2 separate regions of the Mus musculus genome follow, and region 2 is linked to region 1. Evidence: chromatin loops called from intact Hi-C (ENCODE). Cell type or tissue: left cerebral cortex. All regions are shown on one strand. Links, peaks and the distances in the headings refer to the core of each region. The heading gives the core; the rest is flanking DNA. Region 1 holds the start of Kpnb1 (karyopherin (importin) beta 1). Region 2 holds the start of Npepps (aminopeptidase puromycin sensitive).

The links. Hi-C counts contacts between places; a loop is a spot of excess contacts. Peaks named below come from ENCODE experiments on the same cell type or tissue, not always from the same donor. Only the 100,000 strongest peaks of a DNase experiment are listed, where the experiment ranks them.
Region 2: it touches region 1 in a loop (4-fold over the local background); 1 of 42 quality-filtered maps calls a loop at or near these places.

What each region holds. Positions count from the first base shown.
Region 1 is chr11:97,187,582-97,191,964 of GRCm38, reverse strand. It overlaps Kpnb1 (karyopherin (importin) beta 1), which reads left to right and starts at 4,073. Exons shown (of 22, transcript NM_008379.3): 1 at 4,073-4,383. The coding sequence starts at 4,380. In left cerebral cortex, for the core only: a CTCF peak has its summit at 2,006 (motif pointing right); DNase peaks (open chromatin) are centred at 803 and 3,822; H3K4me3 peaks cover 1,261 bases; H3K27ac peaks cover 1,109 bases.
Region 2 is chr11:97,277,004-97,281,386 of GRCm38, reverse strand. It overlaps Npepps (aminopeptidase puromycin sensitive), which reads left to right and starts at 811. Exons shown (of 23, transcript NM_008942.3): 1 at 811-1,186. The coding sequence starts at 929. Gm11592 (a long non-coding RNA gene) reads right to left here and starts at 693. Exons shown (of 3, transcript XR_001780313.2): 1 at 246-693. In left cerebral cortex, for the core only: no CTCF peak of the experiment used is centred there; DNase peaks (open chromatin) are centred at 960, 1,691, 1,931, 2,455 and 1 more place; H3K4me3 peaks cover 2,966 bases; H3K27ac peaks cover 2,207 bases.

The DNA.
Region 1 (4,383 bases), core at 103-4,102:
GGTAACTAAAGGTGCTGGGGTTACAAACCAAGGATCACTCAAGAACAGCTCAGTGAGCAGAGGCAAGAGGAGGGGCTGGAGAAGTCTGAGTCTTAAGCGTCTATTCCACGTGGATGGGTATTTTGCCTGCATGTATGTATGTGTGCCGGGAATCAAATCCTCTGGAGGAGTCAGTGCTCTTAAGTCATCGCTCCAGTTCTTGGAGAAGTGCTTTGTTTTTAAAGTCAGGTCTCTGCTTGTGAGAGCTGAAGCTGGAAGAACATCTCTGCCCTGCTTCTCTGTGAATCCTCTCAAGGTCCTACATTTCTTGTGAGAAGTGCTGTATGTAAAGATTAGTCTAGACAGGCAGGCAGTCCTTGGGTGTCTTTTTGCAGCACCGAGAGACTGACAGGGAACCCTCCTGCTTGGTCACTTGGCTGTGGACTCCTGGAGGGCTGGAAGGGACAGCAGTGAGCTCAGGGTTAGACAGCATTCATCCAATCAACTGGAGCTTCAGAGTAAAACTAAGAATCACGGGCTGAAGAGATGGCTTAGTAGTTAAGTTCACCTGCTGCTCTTTTTAGAGGACAGAGGGTCGATCTCCAGAACACACATGGTGGCTCACAACCATTTCTAACTCCAGTTCCAAGGCATCTAAAACTCTCCACGATGGGACAGTTGTGTTATGTATGCTCAACCAGTGCTGTGTGCTAAGGTACATCCCCGGCCCTGTTAGCCCCATTTGACTGAAGTACATCTCACAGGCTATGGAGAGATGGGAACACAAACTCAAGCAGGTGTTTCCGCTATCTGTGCTCAGCACTTAATGCTGTGGTCAATGTGGTGTTGTGGGTATGCCTTTAATAGGAACTAGACAGCACCATCTATAACTTTAGCTGAACAGCAAAAATACAATCCAATTTGGTTTCACTAAGGATCTGACGCTTGAGAGTAATTTTATTGCCACCCTGGTATCCTTTCGCCATCTCATGCCCTCTGACTGGTCCTATACAGACTGGTGCTGCGGCAGGGGTGTGCTCAGCAAATTGCAGGACATCAGTTTGTTTCCTGGAACCAAATTATGGGTCATCCTGCCTGGGCAATCTGTAAGAAAATGACAGGATTCTCAGGGATGTCATGTCACTGAGTCTCATTTCTTTTTTTCTTTTCTTTTTTTTTTTTTTAAAGATTTATTTTATTATTATATGTAACTACACTGTAGCTGTCTTCAGACACACCAGAAGAGGGAGTCAGATCTTGTTACGGATGGTTGTGTGAGCCACCATGTGGTTGCTGGGATTTGAACTCTGGACCTTCGGAAGAACAGTCGGGTGCTCTTACCCACTGAGCCATCTCACCAGCCCCGAGTCTCATTTCTAAACGTCTAGAAGAGGGCGCTGGATCCCCTGGAACTGGAGTTAGGAGGCTGTAAACTGTCATGTGTGTGCTGGCAACTGAACCCAGATCCTCTGGAAAAGCAATTCGTGCTTTTAACCACAGAGACATCTCTCCAGTCCCTACTATTTGAGAGAGGGTTTCATGTAGCTCAGATCAGCCAAACATGACCTTGAACTTTCCTCCTGATCCTATATCTACTTCTCCAAGGCACCCATTCCTGTGGACTGATAAAACTACGGAGGACTGCTAGTTAATGCACTAAGCAACCCCTCTGATATACATTCCCAGCTTCCCCATCATTGACTTAAAGCCACACATACAGAGCAGTCCTCCTAGTTGAGAGCAAAAGGTTGGGGTTAGGGAGCTGATAAGCTAGAGGAAATCACTAGGTAAATTATTGAAATACTGTATGAGGAATGATGGGCCTACATTTCTTTCTTTCTTACCAGGCTGGCCTCAAACTCAAGAAATCTGCCTGCCTCTGCCTCCCAAGTGCTGGGATTAAAGGCGTCCACTACCAAGCCCAGCTCTTTTTTATTTTTTTAAGATTTAATTATTATATGTGAGTACACTGTAGCTGTCTTCAGACACTCCAGAAGAGGGCGTCAGATCTCTTTACGGATGGTTGTGAGCCACCATGTGGTTGCTGATATTTGAACTCAGGACCTTCGGAAAAGCAGTCAGTGCTCTTATCCGCTGAGCCATCTCTCCAGCCGGGCCTACATTCCTTGTTGCAAAACTTCAAGTTTCTATAGCATTAAGTCTGCCTTTTGTCTTGAGAATCAGAGTTACGGAGGCACAGGACCAGCATGCTTCTGCATGTAGGTGTGTGCACATGCTTACAGTGGAGAGAGAGCACCATGGGTAATTCCAGCACTCAGGACTCCAAGGAAGGGAGGCTACAGAAATATTGAAGCCAGTCTGAGATACATATTGAGTTCTAGGCTAGAGATCCTGTCTGAAAGAGGCAGAACAGAATAAACTCACAAAAAAGAAAAATCGAATTACATTCTAATGAATACATTACAATAGAACTCATTTCCTGGGCAATCTTGGTGGCCCATGCCTTTAATCCCAGCACTCTGAAGGCAGAAGCAGGTGGGTCTCTGAGTTCAAGGCCAGCCTAATCTACAGAATGAGTTCCAGGACAGCCAGGGCTATACAGAGAAACCACCTGGCTCCGCCCCCCCCCACCGTGGGGGGAGGGGGGCAACCCAACCCAACCAACAAATCACAGCCAAACAAAAATTATGCTTGCATAGTAAACAAAAAAATCTTTCTTAAAATCAGGATAAGATGTGGAAGTATTCAGAACATATCTATACATGAAGCCATTGGAAACATACATTACAGGCAGAAAATACACACAATTAAAAAACCCCACGAGGCTATGACTTTAAGTGTTTCAGAGAACACTAAATCCCAAGTTTCCAAAGTGTGGCTAGTGTAGGGCAATTTCTTTACACCTTAAAAACAATACAATTTACATGCTATTTTGACCCATATGCTCCTAATCCCCCCATGACTTGCAGCTGGGTATCCAAATGAGGGGAGGGGAATGTTAAGCAACTATATGCAACGTATTTTTATCTTGTTTGTTGTATTTGTTTTTTGTTTTTGAAACAAGATCTCAGACTGTAGTTCAGGCTTCGGGATACTGAGATGGCAGGTGTGTCGCTACAGCTCGTCAATGCACACGTTCTTTATATAATACTACACAGATCTTGTAAACGAAGTCTGGACATCAAAGCTTTATGGGAACTGCTAAGTGGTCTAAGGACGCGCCTCCGCGAAACTTTGTTAACAGTCCAGGGCCCCGACGGGGTCTCCAAGGGCAATTAGGGGCGCCTGAAGCCAGCTCTGCTCGAGTCTGGAATGGGCTGTGTGACCTTGGACAGGCTCCACTCTCTCTCTGGGCTTCAGTTTGCAAATCCGCACGTTGGAAGGTGAACCACGTGGTTCTCATGGTCCGGTTCCGCACAGAGCGCGGCAGCAAGCCGACCTCACCATGAAGGCAGCTTCCTGTGGGCGCGGCGCAGGACTTTAACGGTTCCCGTCCCCGCCCCCTCCGAGGCCCGCGAAAGGCTCGCTTTCCGTACACCGCGGCGAGTGACGGCTCTCCGTAGCGCGCAGTCCGAGCCACTCGCGCGCAGCTCCGCCCCACCCCGGAGGCGTCCCGTCGTGCTCCGCGCCAGACTCCTAAGAGCCTGGGCGCCTCCCGCCTTTCCGCGCGGCGGCGACCCCGAACTCCTCGCTTCAGTTCTCCCGGCGCCCCGTCCTATCAACGTCCAGGATCCCAGCCAATCCGACGCGCCTGGAGCCTTTACCTTCCGCCCACCCTTCTCCCCGCGCACAGCCGGGCTGAGCCCGAAGGCCTTTACCGGGCCAGCCCAATCAGCGGCGCGCTCTTACCTGCCCCACCCCAGAGCCCCTCCCCTCGACCAATAAGCACGCCCCATCCCGCTGCCCGCCCAGCCAACCGGACCTTGAAGCCCGCAGGCCAATGGGCGCGTGGCGGCCCTTCAACGCTAGCCGTCCGGCCAATCGGGGGTTCCGCGTGGCCCCGGCCGTAGCCAATCGCTGGGCAGCGCGGTGCCGCCGCGGAGAGGTCCGGCAAGGATATCCCTCCGCCTCCCTCCCTCGATCTCTCTCCCTCCCTGCGATCCGCCTCTCACTCACTCACTGCCGCCCTTCCTTTCTCCCTCCGCCGCCCGAGCAGCAGCCGCGCTCCGAGCTGCCCCCGGGGTCCCTCCCCCGCCGCCAGAGGAGCAGCTGCTGCCGCCTAGCACATTAGGAGGGCGGAAGGAAGGAAGGAGAGCGGGGAGGAAGGGGAGCCGGAGCGCCTGGCCAGAGGCAGCCGGTGAATGGGCTTGTGGTGACCCCCACCCCCCACCCCACCCTCCCTTCCCACCCGACCCCCAACCCCCATCCCCAGTCGGAGCCGCCGCCCGACAGGCCGGGCCGCCGTCTTGCGAGGAGTCCCCGCCGCCGTCACCTCCGCCATGG
Region 2 (4,383 bases), core at 162-4,161, 89 kb before region 1:
AGGATACTTTTACAGAAGTCACAACTGGTAAAGGGTCTTTTCAGTTAAAAAAGCAGAAACAAAAACAAGGGGCGTGGGGGTGTGGCTCAGTGGCATGGCGCTTGCCCAGCCTGTGTAGAGGCTTTGAGTTCAAAGCCTAGCACCACAGGAAGGGAAAAATCCGGAAACAGACAGTTGATCATTATTATCATCTGTGTTTTCTTAATCAAAATCTTACTGTGTGCCCAGACCATTCTGGAACTCACTCTGTAGTCCAGGCTGGCCCATGATGATCGTCCTGCCTCAGCCTCCGTGCCCAGCAATGAAGCATCTTGTTTTAAATATGAAATCGTGGGATCCTGTATTTCTAGTCTTTGAAACCACTCTCCTAAAAGGTCTAGATTTCACTGGTTGGAGCGACCTTGAATAACTAAGTGTTTCCTCGGAAAACTGTTTTCAGATCATCCCTTCAACTGGCTATTTCCTAGGGAAAAAAAAAAGCCTCAGGTCGGGCTCACACCGCTGAGGTGGAATGGCTCTTTCCACGCGTCCCCTACCCCCCCGCGCTGACTTGACCGCTGCGTAGGCTTCCATTTTCCACAGAGCTCCTCCATGCCCTTCGTGGCTCTTTCCTGCCACCGGCCGACGACAGGTGCAGCGCCAAGCGCCTCCTCTCGCCTTCCCCGTTCGCCGACCGCGGCCTCGCCGCCCCGCCCCGCCCTCGGCGCGCGCCCTCAGCGGGGTCGCGCCCGCCCCGCGGGGTCGCGCACGCAGCCGCCGCCGCCTCCCTCCCCGCCCTCCTCCCCTGCCCTCCCCTCCGCCCCCTTCCCCGTAGGCAGCCCGCCCGCACCGCCGCCCGCCCGCCCGCCCGGCCCAGGCACCCGCTGGGTCTGTCCCCCGCCCCAGCCTCCCCGGCGGCTCTCGGCAGGCGGTCGCCCGCGCCCGGTGAATGTGGCTGGCAGCCGCCGTCCCCTCCCTCGCTCGCCGCCTGCTCCTCCTCGGCCCTCCGCCTCCTCCCCTCCTTCTCCTCCTCAGCCGCTCCTCTCGCCGCCGCCGCCGCCTCCACAGCCTGGGCCTCGCCGCGATGCCGGAGAAGCGGCCCTTCGAGCGGCTGCCCGCCGAGGTGTCGCCCATCAACTACAGCCTCTGCCTCAAGCCCGATTTGCTGGACTTCACCTTCGAGGGCAAGCTGGAGGCCGCCGCCCAGGTACTGCGACCCTCGGGCGCCGGGGGGCGAGCAGCGGGCGGGCGGGCGAGCAGTTAGGCCGCGCCCGCGGGCTGGGTTGGAGGCCGGGGCGGGTTGGGCGCGTGGGCCGCGGGACCGAGCGGGAGGCGGGTGCGGCGCGCCCCTCGAGCCGGCCGGCCGGGCGGGGACCGCGCTGCGGGAGTCTGCGGGCGGTGCGCCCCTCGGGGGGCCAGCACACCTGTGTGCAGCGCCCCTGGTCCCCGCCTTCCGGGCCCCGAGCTCCGGGAGAGGCTGGGTGGGGGCTGGGGAACTAGAAGGGGCTAGGACTGCCTGCTCGGTGGCACCCCTGCGGACTGCGTTCTTTCCTGGTCGTCCCTTTACTCCGCCGGGGATAGGTTGGAAGGGGCGGTCATCAGGCACTTGAGAGCGAGGAGGGGCGAGTCTAGAAGGTTGGGGGCAGGGGGGAGTGGAGCGAGAATGTTAATCCCAGGCAGCCTCACCGAGTTCTCCCGGCCTGATCCTGCCCAGGGGCCGGGTTTCCAGGATGATCCGCCCCCTCCCCCTTCCCCTCAAATGACAGTGCAGCAGTGACTTTGTTCTCCCCTAACCTCCAGAGAAGCCGCGGAGGACCCTAGCTCCTCTTCTCCTATCCGCCTTGCTCTCGCAACCTGTGAAGCTGGTGGATTTATTGCTTCAGTGGCGGTTGCTTAGCAGTCCCCTCTTCTGAAAGAAAGCTCTCAGTCTTAGCCTGCCACTGGTGAAAATATTCCATTACTCTTCTTTGCAGTTTTTTTGGTGAATCATACGCTCCTCCCTCCTCCCCGAAGCATTATCTGGCAGTATTGTTTGATTTCGGAGACCATCCATATAGATGGCTCACAGAGGTCTCAAACGGTTACGATAAATAACCATGGGTATGATGTGTTACGTGAGATCGGAAATGAAAATTGGGAGCTGTTTGATAGCTATCTGTGACAGGAGTGGTGGAAATAGAATTGGTTCCGTTTCTTTTCCTACCCCAGCTAGGGGTTGGGGAACACGAGTGGTGGAGGAAGCCAGGCCAGTAGGCCTCAACCAAAAAGATGAGGGAGGGTGTGTGTTGCAATGAAATGAGAGAAACGTAGACTAGAATTTGAGTGATTTGAAAGCCGAGAAAGTATGATACTCGAGTTTGAAAATCTGTGTAAAAGTACAGAACTTAAAAGTATGCTTTTAGATTTGGAACATTGGCTTTGCCAGCCTTAGATGCTGGCAGCATCACTGTCCACAGCAGAGTGCCTTGTGACCTTTGGAGAAAGGGCCTACACTTGGGATGAGTTTGAATTATGAGAAAACACTAACTTTAAGGAAGCTGGCCCGAGTTAATAAATCTGGAAGGTGTGCGCACTGAGTGAAGACATTGAGGAAAAAGCAGTACAGATTTGCTTACAGGTTATTGAGGTTTATGGACATGTTAGAACAACAAGCAGCAACATGTTCCCCCGCCCCGCCCCCCCTCTAAAAGTGTGTTTGTGTGTGAGTGGGTGGGGGTGCGTGGGAGCTATGGTATGTATACTCTCTGTCTCTTACCCTTTCACTATGGGATCTCGGGTTCTAACTCAGGCTGCTTAGTTTCCATAGTAATCACGTTTACCTCTTCCTACTTCTCTGAAGAGCTGGAAACAAGTTGGAGGGCACATCTTTATTCCCAGCACTTGGGAGGCAGAGGCAGGTGGATTTCTGAGTTCCAGGCCAGCCTGGACTATAGAGTGAGTTCCAGGTCAGCCAGAGCTACCTACACAGAAAAATCTGTTTTGAAAAACAAAACAAAACAAACAAAAGGAGATGATAATATGTGGAAGATTGGTTTCTGCCTTTGCGGAAGCACAAGGTTGTATGTTACCTAGCAGCGGGACTTAGTGTCCTTGAACTCACTGTCTCTTGCCTCAACCTCCAGAGCAGCTTAGATTCTTGACACACACCATCATGTCTGGCTGATTTGTGAATCTGATCCAAGGAAGTAACTGGATCTTTTTGATAGAATAGACTTTACAAAGAAGGAACAAGGCATTCCCGTCTTTAATTTTGTGTCCTACTGTGAGTGCATAGGTGTGTGTGGGTGTGCATACACGAGTGCCGAGGCATGCATGTCCATAGAGGTCACTGGACAGGTTTTCAGAGTAGGTTCTGTGTTTCCATCATGTCGGCCCCGGGATTGAGCTTAACTCAATAGTCTTGGCAGCAAATGCCTTTACCCACTGAGCCACCTTTCTGATCTTCAAAAAAGAAAAACACAAAACAAAAAAAATTTTTTTTTCCTCCCAGAGAGTCTTTTCAGGCTAGGTGGCAACATAAAGATGGGGTAATAGCAAATTTAACAAGTTGATTAAGGGATAATTAGACTTTTTAGTTGTCCCTTTTGAAGTATAAAAGAATTCACAGTAGTTAAAGCAACTAGATCCTTGACGCTGTATGTTGGAATAGTAGCATTAGGTGGTATCATTGTGGAAATTAAAAACATTGTAAATTTTAGATTGGTTAATGACATTAGGTAACTTTCTTAGCAGTTCGTATCATACTACATGGAATATTGAACCATTTTTCATGGTTGCCTTAGTTGTTTTAGTTGCAAAATTGAATGCAGAGTATTTGTACACGTTATATATTAGAGACTTGGTGGATTTTTAACCTGGCCTCAGGTGTCGGACTTCTGAAAGGTGAATGTAAAAATTGTCTTTTTACATAGATGAATTTTCTTTTCTTTTTTTATTTGTTTTTGTTTTTCTGAGACAGGGCTTTTCTAGGTAGCCCTGCCTGCCCTGGCACTCACTCACTAGATCAGGCTGACCTTGAACTCAGAGAGCCACCTGTCTTGTCTACTGAGTGCTGTGATTAAAGGCCTGAGCAACCATCGCCCAACTCATAGATGGCTATTCTAATTTAGCAGGGTTTTGAAATGGGGTCTTATACTCCGTGGCTGCCTTGGAATTGAGCTGCGTATTCCTGGCCACCTTCAAAGGCTTATCATTCCTCCTGCCATTGGAGTGCTAGGATTGTAAGCATGAGCCGCTGTGCTCAGTTTCAACAGGCTCTGAACATGTCTCAGGGGCCTGGAGAGATTTGTAGGCTTATAATTCATTTCATTTTCACTTTTATATTTGATGTTTTGGATCAGTAGACGCTTGAGAGATTTCAAAATCGGATCTGCCATTATTGATGATGAATTAAATTGGGTTCCA